Linked DNA regions of Homo sapiens: all the other regions are linked to region 2. The links are chromatin contacts, found by Hi-C or POLR2A ChIA-PET in ENCODE. All regions are on one chromosome and are shown on one strand. Each heading gives the region's core, a stretch centred on a gene start or an enhancer-like site at or near the end of the contact. The rest is flanking DNA. Distances are from core to core; before and after follow the strand shown.

What was found. A loop is a pair of places that touch in the nucleus more often than their neighbours do. ChIA-PET counts read pairs that join two places held with the same protein, here RNA polymerase II (POLR2A). Pooled maps may share reads with other maps.
Region 1: a loop to region 2 is called in a map of MCF 10A, with 6 times the contacts of the local background. The contact joins two enhancer-like sites. A Hi-C loop is called at or near these places in 1 of 168 maps with a recorded cell type or tissue (MCF 10A) and 4 of 50 pooled maps. POLR2A ChIA-PET finds 5 or more read pairs at or near these places in 2 of 52 experiments (A673 and H1).
Region 3: a loop to region 2 is called in a map of GM12878, with 14 times the contacts of the local background. The contact joins two enhancer-like sites. A Hi-C loop is called at or near these places in 1 of 168 maps with a recorded cell type or tissue (GM12878) and 6 of 50 pooled maps. POLR2A ChIA-PET finds 5 or more read pairs at or near these places in 1 of 52 experiments (activated T-cell).

What each region holds. Positions count from the first base shown.
Region 1 is chr16:83,342,392-83,346,787 of GRCh38, reverse strand. CDH13 (cadherin 13) reads right to left here. Exons shown (of 14, transcript NM_001257.5): 6 at 1,782-1,926. Among named protein-coding and RNA genes, the nearest start is that of CDH13-AS1, 55 kb to the left of the region's middle. RefSeq lists an enhancer at 1,565-2,764. Within about 2 kb of position 2,512, at least 2 of the 41 ENCODE cell types and tissues checked have a DNase peak (open chromatin) inside an H3K27ac peak, as active enhancers do.
Region 2 is chr16:82,653,025-82,657,015 of GRCh38, reverse strand. The region is part of intron 1 of CDH13 (cadherin 13); the gene reads right to left. Among named protein-coding and RNA genes, the nearest start is that of CDH13, 28 kb to the right of the region's middle. RefSeq lists silencers at 1,314-1,363, 1,298-1,592 and enhancers at 2,496-2,545, 2,786-2,835, 2,886-3,095, 2,917-3,416, 2,337-3,536. Within about 2 kb of position 1,460, at least 14 of the 41 ENCODE cell types and tissues checked have a DNase peak (open chromatin) inside an H3K27ac peak, as active enhancers do; they include GM12878, where a contact is called at or near this core.
Region 3 is chr16:81,796,550-81,800,857 of GRCh38, reverse strand. All of the region lies in intron 2 of PLCG2 (phospholipase C gamma 2), which reads right to left. Among named protein-coding and RNA genes, the nearest start is that of PLCG2, 19 kb to the right of the region's middle. RefSeq lists enhancers at 1,814-2,423, 2,694-3,113, 3,164-3,213. Within about 2 kb of position 1,842, at least 12 of the 41 ENCODE cell types and tissues checked have a DNase peak (open chromatin) inside an H3K27ac peak, as active enhancers do; they include GM12878, where a contact is called at or near this core.

The DNA of each region.
Region 1 (4,396 bases), core at 1,263-3,762, 690 kb before region 2:
ATAAAAAATACACAAAATAACATGTGCATAAAGAATTCAATGTGCAAAAAGAACTCTTTCTTCAAAAAATATTACATGTATATACATGTATCAAAAAATATTACATGTATCTGAAATTCTTTTCTAAACTTTAAGGACAGGCACAGTGGGAGGAAAATTGGACACCGTCTAATCATATACACACATAATATACAAAGACATGTGCAAGCTCACAGCCATCCCGAATGTAAGCACTGTCATTTACATTTAGAACACTTTCCCAGCCCATCTGAATTCTAGTCACTCACTCATGGGGCCCGAGTACCACAGATAGCAATTGGGAATCATTTTTCTGTTCTGCTCAAACTTTGGCCTCTTTAATCGCTTTCCTCATTGGTTCTCCAAATGTGTTCTGCACATCAGCTCGTTTAAGAAGATTTCTGTAAACATCAAACCGAAATTCTAGGGTGTTTCTCACCAGAAGCCATCTTTCCATCAAAAGCAGCTCACAGAGAGGGGCCACGTGGATTGTCTGCCCTGAAGTGACCTGACCTCCCTTCACCTGCCCTCTCTCCTTCTCTCCAGACCTGTCATTGCTCCTCTGCCATCTGCCTCCAACACTCCCCTAAACACCCTCCAGCACACACGCAGTGCATTTGCTTTCATTTTTACGGAGCGCATTTAAAGCTGGGAAGGAAGAGGGTCGCTCTTGCCCTTGGGGGATCTGATGCAGTGCATAAAGACCCAGCTCCTTGAAGCTGACGGGAGGTTTTAGGCATCTTGCATACAATTATCCACCTGGTTGTCTGGGAAGGTTACCATGGCAACATTTCCAGAGCCTCATGTATCTACATGTCACTGATAGATCCCATCAATTCAGAAAAGGGGGAAAAATAGTAAAAGCCGCTCTCATCTCCTGTCTGGTCTGACGAATCACTATTTTACCTATTTGGGCATAATCTAGGAGTATCATGATACTCTTAATATGATACTCTTAATATGGTGTTTTTTTTCACTCAAGTGTATTTTAAAGCTGAAAATCAAAGTGAGCCGAAGAGGAATTTTTCTGTTTTATTCTTTCATTTTCTCAAGCATTATACTTAGGAGTGACTTCAGCTGCTGGCTGTGGGATACTTTAATTTGTATGTATTGGGGCAAAAAAGGAAGCTCTAAATTCTAAAACCGTCCCTGATAGAAAGGTTAAACATGGGAAAAGACAGCGGGAGCTCTATAGTAACCTTGAGTGACTTCTATAACAGTAGGCACATGCATTTACGCATTTCCAGAGAGAGATATCAAACATCCTCCTTTTGGTCCTCTGACTGAAGACAAAAGATTTCTTCATGCACATCTTCTAAGGGAAGGGAAGAAGTCCTACCTATTTTACTAAAATAGTTCTTATTAAAAGGCCACTGTGAAAAGAAAGAACTGAGGAGTTTGTAATGGGGACCCAATTCTCATCAAAGCCCTGCTATAGCACAAAGTTTAGCCTTGGACTTTCACAAAGGTAAGCTGGATATTTACATGGTGCCCAACATCGGCCATGCCTTAGAGACTTAGATGGCAGTCATCCTTGGAGGATGATCTTCAGAGACAATGAAAGAGATTTCCGTAGCTTGCAACACCTCGGTCAAGCTTTGCACTTTAGCTTTCCAACCTGGCTTCTACGCAGGGAAGTATTAAGTCGACGCTGATACGAGCTGACAAGTTGGAACAGCCATAAGACAGTCCCTAGAATCCACAAAGATCAAAGTGTGCCTCTTTCCAAGCCATTACGCTAAAGGTAAGCCAATGTGACATACCTGTGGGTGACCCTTCCATGACGTGGCCGATGTAGGGGCCTTCCCGAAAGATCGGTCGGTTGTCATTCTGATCAATCACAATGACTTCCAGAGGCACCGGCCCCTCGAGAGTTTTGCCATTGACATCAGTGGTCTCCACAAATAGCTATTTGAGCAAAGAGATTGGGGGAGAAAGAAGATATTAATTCATTATGAAAATTCAAATAAGGTTCTCTAGAGAAAGTAGGTTATATCGACAATTTTATGAGCCCTTGGCAATATTGAAATTTTGGTCTCAGAGGATAGTCACTGGGACTAGAATAGAAATTGAACATTCCAGAATAAAAGGCAAAGATCAGTTCACTTTAGATCCCCCTTGGGAAATTTACAATTAATTCATCAAATCGGCAAAGAAAGTTAAAACAAAACAAAAAAACTCAAAACATAAACAGTCATAGCCAAGAAATTACGCTTGTATCATTTCTGTTTTCCCAATATCATTATGCTTAAAAGGAATGTTATGCTAATAAAAATAATTGACTAAGCAGTTATGAACCAAGTACATTAAGAGATAACCAAAAGTGTTTATGGCAATCTTTTAGGAGAAAGTCAGGTCAGTATTTGTTGGGGGCTTTCCTCAGGCTAGGAACTCAGAATTTGCAGGGGGCCTGAATGAGACCTCGGGATTCCTGCCCACCAGGCTGTTTACAATTTCGGAGGATTTCACAACACCATGAATCACTTCCATAGGGAACTACTTTCAGATCTCAATGAAGAAGGCAGCATAAAAAAACAACTTTTTTGTTTGTCTTGGAAACGAAGAATTATGTCATGGCATTTCCAGTGAATCACGGGGACCTTATGCGCACATTTTCTGTGCGTAATTCAACCTTGATTTAACTCAGCGATAAGAGTAATACTTCCTCTTGGATATAAGTGTTGGTCCCCGCATAGGAGTATTTTGATCAGAAAAGGGCATCTGCATTTGGAATCCTAGTACAACTCTTTCCTATCTGTGTGACCTTGAGCAAGACACTGGATCTCAGTTTTCTCATCTGTAAGTGGGGTTAACAAAAACACTCATTATTAGGAATAATAACAAACACTTATCCAGTGCTTACTTTAGCTCTATACTATATTATCTCACTTGATTGTCATAACAACCCTTTGGATCTTTTTACAGAGGAGAGAATGAAAGCAAAGAGAAGATAAATGGTGGAGTCCAGATTTGACCTTGGGAAGTCTGCCTCCAGAGCTCACTTTTTTAACCACTATAAACAATATTTCTAAAGCATTTAAATATGGTCTATCATATAATATGTCTCAAGAATATTAACTGCTGCTATTGTTGCTACAGTTATTATCAATACTATTGTCAAAAAAGAGCCCAAATTAGAAAAATGAAAGACAAACATTCTTGTTATAAATCAGTAGAGTCACATTCCACCTGATGGTATTGTAAACCAGTATAATCCTTTTCAAAAGCATGGCAAAATTCAACAGAAACCACGAAAGACTCATACTTTTGTTCCGTTTTTATACCACTCCTGATCCTATATAAGTTTGCACTACATATTTGGAACTATTCACTGCATTGTTATTTCTCAAAATAAAATTACACTGGCATCTGCCTGAACATCCAGTGGAAGGGAACTAGTTGAAGGAATGTTTGTGTAACAACATATTACAATACAATAATTTTTAAACTTTATTGATCTACTTAGAATATTGAGTAAAAATACACAAAATAACATGAGCATCATCATACATGACCTACAAATATGGATAGAATTTGAAGGCAGTGAGCAAAATGAAACCAGGTATGTGTGGGTAGATAATTTTTAAATTTTTTTCTTTAACATTACTTCATCCTTTTACCAGCAAATTCACACACAGACATACATACTTGATTTCTGGTGCAGATAAAATAATGCATGTAATAAGAAAAAATGAAGTGAACAGAGCCTCGTAATATCTGCACACAAAGGAGATCTCACAGAGAGTGAAATTTTATACTTTTATGTTTTTTTTAAGCTATTATGAGAATACTGCTAACAAAGGAAATCAATCAAAATAAAGCTCTGAGGCAATTTTATGTAATAACATAGGTCTGGTTTTTCATCTTCCCAAAATAGCCAAGGACTTGACTTTAACTCAACCAAAAAAAAAAAAAAAAAAAAAAAACAGAAACAAAAAAACACTGTGCCTAAAGATAACAAATATCTTGGATCTGAATCCTAAGATTCTACATTCTATAAGACTTGGCCAGTATCATAAGCTACAAGTAGGATAGGTAATCAGAATTCACATTTGCCAAATATTCAAATATGCTGAAACTGGGAAGGGCAGACAACAGATCCATCTTAACACAATGGAAAGAAAGACAGAAACTAAGGAGACACCATTGATTAGGATGAATACAGAATGTGGAGCTGAATCTCAGAAAACCAATTATGCAAACAGACAATCCAATGGTATTTTATGTTACAAAACTAATCAGAGTTTGACTCAGACTTTTCAGAGGACAATAATATCAACACAAGTCAAGACCTTTGGAATGGTCTCTAAAAACAGTGAAGGGCTGTTAAGTGGGATTTTCTTAAAGTTAATTTAATAAAAATTATTTGAGGACTCAC
Region 2 (3,991 bases), core at 211-2,710:
TAGAAGCAACCAAGATATCCTTAAGTAGGTCAATGGATAAACTGTGATACATCCAGACAATGAAATATTATTCAATGCTAAAAAAAAAAAAAAAAAAGAGCTACCAAACCATAAGAAAACATGGAGGAAACTTCAATGCATGTTACCAAGTGAAGGAAGCTAATTTGAAAAGGCTACATACTATATTATTCCAACCATATGACATTCTGGGAAAGGCAAAGCTATGGAAATAGAAGAAAGATCGGTGGATTGCCAGGGGTTAGGGAGAAGGGAGTGGGTAGGCAAATAGGCAGAGCAAGTATTTTAGGGCTGTACAACTATTCTGTGTGATATCATAATGGTGGATACATGAATTTACACATTTGTCATGTATCCACCATACACCGTACAGCACCAAGAGTGAACCCTCATGTAAACTGTGAACTTTGAGTGATAATGATGTGTCAATGTAGAGTCATTGACTGTAACAAATGTACCATTCTGATGTGGGATGTTGATAGTGGGACAAGGCTGTGCATTTGTGGGGATAGGAGGTACTTGGGAAACTTCTGTACCTTCCACCAAATTTTGCTGTGAACTTAAACCTGCTCTAAAAAATAAGGTTTACTTGCTTTTTAAAAAATGCTACCAGGTGCCAACCTGTCTTCCTCTCTAGCCCCTCATCTCATCACCATCATTAACACACACACACACACACACACACGCACACCATTCAAATGCAACCAGGTGCACTCCAGCCTCTTTCTCCAGCCACACTGAGCCAGCTGCCATTCTCCTTCTACCCTGTGCCTTTGAACCACTGATTCTCTGCTTGAAGCCCCCACTCCCACACTGCCAGCTTTTGTTTGACTATCTTCAACATGATTTTCAGTCTCAGCTCATATGTCATCTTTTCACTGATAACTCTGTCCAAGGCAGATGCTCTTTCTCTGTACTTCCAAATCGAAATCAGAGTTCCTTTTGCTAGACCAGCATTTTCTGCCTTGCACGGTAACTCTCAGCTGAAGTTTCTGTCTCTCACACTGTCCTGAGACATGCCACTGGTTCAAGGGGCTGTCTAGGTGGTGCCAAACCTCATACAGATCCTGGCACATAGCAGGTGCCCACTAAAGGCTAGCTGAAATTTCAGGCACTTGAGTAGTGAGCCATGACCCGAAGGCATTGCTTCCTATCTGGGCGACCTTGCCTACTCTAAGCTTCAGTTTCCCCATTGTTAAAATGGGAAAGAATGATAATAAGGGCAATGCCTATTTCATTTGGTGGTTGTGAGGACTGAGTTAATATATATGTAAAATTAACAAATGTAAACAAGAAAAAAATAGCCTGTGGAGGAGGTAAGCTTCTGTAGGCTTCTTCTGAATTGCTTTGGCTTCCTCTGCTGCACATAAAAACAAATGATGTCACTGCCTTGCCCTCCCCCAACCCCACCAGTGGTTTCCCATCACTCTCAGCATCACACGCACACCCTCCCTGCAGCCTAATCTGCCTCCCTGATCTCATCTCCTACTCTTGGACCCGACACTGCGGTAGCCTCACTATTTCCTGCTTTAGGACTTTGCACTTGCTTTTTGCTCTTCCTGGCATACACTTTCCTTTTGAGATCCACATGGCCATCTCATCTACTTCAGAGAGATCTCAGTTGAAATGTCTCCTCTCCAGGACACCTCCCCTCACCCCCAACCCCTATCACAAGGAGCACCTTCGTCACACTTTACCCTTTTATGGTGCTTGATTGACCGGCTCATTGATTGCAACACTGATTACTAATGAATTTTCTTTACTGTTTGCCTCTGCCAATAAAGCAATAGCTCCATGAAGATAGGAACCTGGTTGTGCCCATTGCTATTTTCCTGGTGCTTGCGGGCATTCAGTAAATGTGTTGGGAAAATGAATGAATGTATGAACAGATGAATCCCCTGATACAATGGGAAAGGCAGGGAAATTATCTTGAGTTTCTTTTGGACTCCATCCTCCAGTTCTGGAAGCTTACCTGTACCCCAGAGCCAAGAGAATGACTAAAAGCATGAAATCTGGGACCACCAGCTCCACAGTTTATTTGCTATGGCTGTGGGCCTCAGCTACTTTGCCTGTATAATGGATCTAGTCACTCCATCTACCTCAGTAGTGTTGGGAGGGATGAAAGAACTGATACGAGGAAAGCCTTTAGCACAAGGCCAGGCACATACCTTTGTTAGCTGCTTCACGTGGTTAATACTATAACCTGAGAAGCTGCCCTCATCCTTTCTGTACCCACCTCTTCTGAATATGAAAAAAAAAAAAATCCTTATTTAAATCCATGGTTCCTTTGATGGTACAGCATTTGTATCTTTGCCCACGGCCCCATCCCCTAAGGATGTCTGCCCCCAAATAAAAGTTGTCAAACATTTTAAATGGTATTAAATTGTCCAGAAAATGGGAATGCCCAAAGCAGAGAGTCAGTCAATCAGGATTATTTGAGAGCTTCAAAAAGACAGAAGGAAGCCATTATTAGGTTTAAGAATATTGCATTCCACCTCCCACACAGCCTTTATCTAAATCTTCATTTAATTGGCAGCCTTCAGCACTGTCAGAATTGCATTCTGAGAACCAAGAGAAGTTTTCAAACATTCACACAATGTTATATGCTTGGCTCAAAACAACTCAAGGGGAAAGAACCATCTCTTCTGCAAGAGATTTGGGGATGCCCTAAAGCTGATGCTATGAGAGTTGGGAAACCGACCTTGAATAAGAAACCAAGACCACCATGTAAGTGTCAGCCAAAGACACTGTCCAGAGGTTTCAGGCAGAGAGACTCGGACCTGCTGTCTCCCCAGAATCTCTAGGTGACTCTCTAAGGGCAAGAATTCATCCTTTCTCTATCTCTCAGGACCTCCCCCACTGGCTGGTGCAGTGTAGGCCGGAAATAGATGTTTTTGCAATGACTAATGAGAATTTTTGCGGCTTTATGTCATAAGGGGAATCCTCTCTCAGGCCCATGTGTCTCTGCCTGAGTGATTCCAACCAGAAGCTGGGCTGGAAGAAACCTGATTTCTCCCTGTCCCTCCCTGTAACCCCGTACAGTTAATTAGCAAGTCTTATCTGTTGTGCTATATCTCATGATCTCTGTGGTATCTGTCCCCTTCTCTTCTCTCTCAGGGCCTTGAATGTGGTCTTCAGTCTTCTTCTCCGGAACTACTGCAAAAGGCATCTGTCTCCCATCCTGCGCCCCGGTGCAGGCACAAGCATGCTGATCATTGGAAAACCCAGATTTAAGAGCGTCTGTCACTGCTGCTGAAAAATCCCCCCTAGTTCCTGCGCCTCCAGGGTGAAATCCAAGTTTCTCAACATGACATGCACATCGTGTTTCTTAACCAATCCACCCCCTCCCTGGCTGCTCCCTCCTACCCCTGCAGCCCTGCACCTTGGCCTCCAGCCCCACAAGCAACTCTCAGCTTCCCCCAAGCATGAACTGCCAGCTCCCTCCACTCCATGTCTTTTCTTCTGCTGCTGGCTTTGTGCAGGTACATCCAGTCCCATTTTACTCAGTGCCTAATTTCTGTTGCTCCTTCAGGGCCCAAGTCAAATATATTCCCCAGAAGGCCTTCCTGGGTCCCTCTCTCTGTTCTCCTCCAAAGTTGGGCTGGTCTCTCCTCTGTATTTCCAACACACCTGAGGCTGAGCATACTTTTATTTATTTTTTTGTGTAAAATACACTAAGGCACTACAAAAAGGTGCAAAAGCCCAAGTATTCAGCTCAATGTTTTCCATGAGTTGCCACGTAACTGGCACTAAAATCAAGGAGAAACATTATCAGGTCCTCAGAAACCATCCACCCACCCCCTACCACCACCATGTCTTCTTCACAGACACTTGGAAAAACCGTTCAATAAGTATCTATCAAAGGTAAATTAACAAAATGGGTTTCCAAAGTGGTTGTACTCCCAAGCTCATTCACACTGAATGGACAATGTTGACTGCCTTGTCTGTTTACCCTTCTGAATTACAACATCCT
Region 3 (4,308 bases), core at 593-3,092, 860 kb after region 2:
ATCCACCCAGATAATCCAGGATCATCTCCCCATCTCAAGATCTGTTCAATCTGCAAGGAGCATTTTGCCGTATAGAGTAATATATTCACAGGCTCCAGGGATTAAGACAAGGGCATCTTGGGAGCAGAGAGCGTTTATTCTGCCTATCATAGAGGGTTGGAAATAACAATAATAATAATAATAATAATAATAGCAATAGTATCACAATAGCGAAGATAGGGAATCAACCCAAATGCCCATCAACAATAGACTGGATAAAGAAAATATGGTACATATACACCATGGAATACTATGCAGCCATAAAACGGAACGAGATCGTGTCCTTCGCAGGGACATAGATGAAGCTGGAAGCCATCATCCTCAGCAAACTAACACGGGAACAGAAAACCAAACACTGCATGTTCTCAATCATAAGTGGGAGCTGATCAATGAGAACACATGGACACAGGGAGGAGAACAACACACACCAGGGCCTGTTGGGGAGCAGGGTAAGGATGGAGGAGAGCATCAGAATAAATAGCTAATACATGCAGGGCTTAATATCTAGGTGATGAGCTGATAGGTGCAGCAAGCCACGATGGCAAACGCTTACCTATGTATCCCACACATTCTGCACATGTATCCCAGAACTTACAATAAAAGTAAATTTAAACAATAATAATAGCAATAGTAGCTCTTATAGAGTGCTTGGGATATTTGCCAGGTACTATGATACCCAAAGTATGATACATAATTAACTCCCCTAATCCTCATGAGAGTCCAGTGTAATAGGTACCATTATTATCCTATTTTACAGATGAGTGCAATGAAAAGTTAAGTAACTTGTCCATGGCCACAAATGGGATAAGTGGCATAGCCAAGATCTGAACCCAGGCAGTCAGACCCTGGATCCCTTGCTCTTGAGTATGTGGGGTCTGTCATATTATTTTTTAAACCAACATCGACATTTAAAATAGTTAATAACAGGCTGGGCTCAGTGGTTCACACCTGTAATCCCAGCACTTTAGGAGGCCAAGGTGGGAGGATCACGAGGTCAGGAGATCGAGACCATCCTGGCTAACACGGTGAAACCCCATCTCCACTAAAAATACAAAAAAATTAGCCAAGTGTGGTGGCGGGCGCCTGTAGTCCCAGCTACTCGGGAGGTTGAGGCAGGAGAATGGTGTGAACCTGGGAGGCGGAGCTTGCAGTGAGCCAAGATGGTGCCATTGCACCTGGGCAATAGAGCGAGACTCTGTCTCAAAAAAAAAAAAAAAAAATTAATAACAGGCCAGGCTCAGTGGCTTGCACCTGTAATCCCAGCACTTTGGGAGGCCAAGATGGGAGGATCTCTTGAGGCCAGGAGTTCAAGGCTACAGTGACCTATGGTCACACCACTGCACACCAACCTGGGTGACAGAGCAAGACCCTGCCTCAAAAAATTAATTAATTCATTAACTAAAATAAATTAGTTAATAATACTAACATGGTCACAAAGTAGTACAAAATGAAAAAGGCAGATTACTAAAGTACATTACAAAAGGGTCGCATGTTGTGAAAATGTCTTGTGAATAAAGTTTTGTTGGACAAAAAGATTTGGAAGGTGGTACACCAGGTGTTAACACCATCTCTCTGGGTAGGGGGGTGGCGGGGGCTAAGGGGTTGTTTTTCTCACCCAGAAGTAGGTTAAAATGTGTCTACCAATGAACACATAGTACTTCTATAATGAGGGGGAAAAAGCAGTTGTTTTAATTAGGAGAAATATGCAAGGCCAGAGGGAAGCAGCTCAGAGCTGTCTAAACAGGAAACTGGCGTAACGTTCACTCTGCGCCACGCTGGGCTTGGGCCCTTCTTGCCTCCCCAGGGACACGGGCCCTCCTTCAGTCATGCTACTACCTGGTGTAGGGGCTTTTCCCACTGGTGGAGGCTGGTGGCAGGCCAGGGACATCCTGGAGTGGCTGGTAGTGCTGGGGAGAGAGACACCTGGCCGGTGAAATCCAGCCGAAGCAGGAGCAGAGAAGACGCAGTGGGATCCCTGAAGTCCTGAGGCCGGGGAGGCCAGCCCCTCCTCCACCTCTTCTGAGCTCTGCGGGGTCTCCTCTTCCTGCTGCACATGCTCTCACCATGCCTTGCCTAATTTTGCTAGTTTCCATTCTACAAATTAGTAAGTTCCCATTTCCTTCTTTCTCAAAACAGAATCCTTCACACACACAGATACTTCACCTCCCAAAACTCACGCCTACCCCTGGCCTCCAGCACAACTTGTATAGATGAAAGCAGCACCTTACAGCTTCTTCCCAACAGCCCTGTGACAGTGGAGTGGCCCCCAGGCTGTGATGTGGTATCATCACTGTTTCTATTTCCAGAACTTCACCTTCACCCTGTCGACGCTCCTTCTCCAAGCCCAGGCCTCCCCAGCCTCCCAGAAGCACTGGGCTGCTTTTATATCCAGGCTCAGGTCCAAGAGCACTTAACCCCAGAGGACCCCTAGCTGTGTGCTACAGAAGAGCAGGAGGAGGACACCCCCTACACATGCGAGCTATGTCTCAGCCTGTCCCATGTCCCCCACGCAAACACAAATGCAGGCACCTGCTGCCTGAGGAGACATATGGCAGCATGGCTGGGAGGCACCCTGTGTTAAGTACATACTGGACTTGTGACAATCACTTACAAACTGAATCCTCCCAGTGATCTGATGGGGTAAGCTCCACTATTACCCCATCTTATAGATAAGAAAACTGAGACTCAGGCCAGGCGCGGTGACTCACACCTGTAATCCCAACACTTTGGGAGGCCAATGCAGGCAGATCACTTGAGGTCAGAAGTTCAAGGCCAGCCTGGTCAACATGGTGGAACCCCATCTCTACTAAAAATACAAAAATTAGCCAGGTGAGGTGGAGGGTACCTGTAATCCCAGCTACTCAGGAGGCTGAGGCAGAATAATTGCTTGAACCCGGGAGGCAGAGGTTGCAGTGAACTGAAATTGTGCCGCTGCACTTCAGCCTGGGGACAGAGTGAGACTCCATCTCAAAAAAAAAAAAGACAAGAAAAAAGAAAACTGAGACTCAAAGAGGCCAAGTAGATTGCCTAAGGTCACACAGTCACTAAGTGCCAGGACCACGAGTGGAACCACGGTGTATGGTTAAAGAGGAAGTTGTCACAGAGGTGCCCTATCTCAACCCCAGATACTGCTGCCATGGTTAGGAAGAAACCGGAAGTCCGAGGCTGAAAGGGGCAGCCAGGGCCTTTTCCTGATTCATCTGTTAACCAGGTATCTGAGGAGCACCAGCCACAGGCCAGATATGGGCCAGGTGCTGGGAAGTCCCCCTTATGAACAGAACAGACAGGGTCCCTGGCCTCCCAGCACTCTTAGTCTGTGGGTCAGGACTACCGAAGGCCTGGCCCCAAGATCGGGCCTTGCATGAAAGCAGGAAAAGTCAACCCCAGGATTTCTGATTTCAACCCCAAACTGCACAGCACCTAAATCTCTCCCAAGACAAATCAAGACACATAATTTTGCGAGCCTGATATACAAAAACCCGCATTTATATCTAAGACAGACTAGGGGACAGGTAGTGGAGATAATTTTTTTTTTTTCAAAAATGATTCACCAAGGGACATCTTTAACTAGATCCCTCCCCCAACTCAGCACAATCCCTAAGACGTTGGACCTGCACTGACTTGTCAGGAACTCCAAATATACCTGCATTCCCAGAACTTGGTGCTATTTTGAGGGACAAATGCTGCCTCCCTCGTTTACCCACTACACTGTATTCCCTCTTACACCCTCAGGGCCCAGGCCAGAACCAACGCAGCTAGAAAATAACATGACACGTGGAAGAAAGCAACGCCTCTTAAATTCCGTTATGACAAACCACAACCCATCCATAGTATCAGTGGCTGAATGGGTAGGTCAATCCCTGTACTCACCCCGTTGCCCTCAGGCCCCTGTTACATGAGAGTGTATTTGTGTGTTAGGCCTGCCACTCATGAAATACCAAAAATTGGATGGCCGAAACAACAGAAGTTTGTCTCACAGTTCTGGAGACCAGAAGTCCAAAATCAAAGTGTTGGCGAGGCTGGTTCCTCCTGAGGGAGCACCCCTGGTGTTCCTTAGCTTGCAGATGCATGACTCAGATTTCTGTATCTGTCTTCACATGGCCTTCTCTCCCTGTGTCTCTCTCTCCTCTTCTCATAAGGAAACCAGTCATATTGGATTAGGGCCCACTCTATTCCATTATGATTTCATCTCAACTAATTACATCTGCAAAGACCCTCTTTCCAAATAAGATCACATTCTGAGTATGGGGATTAGGACCTTGACATATG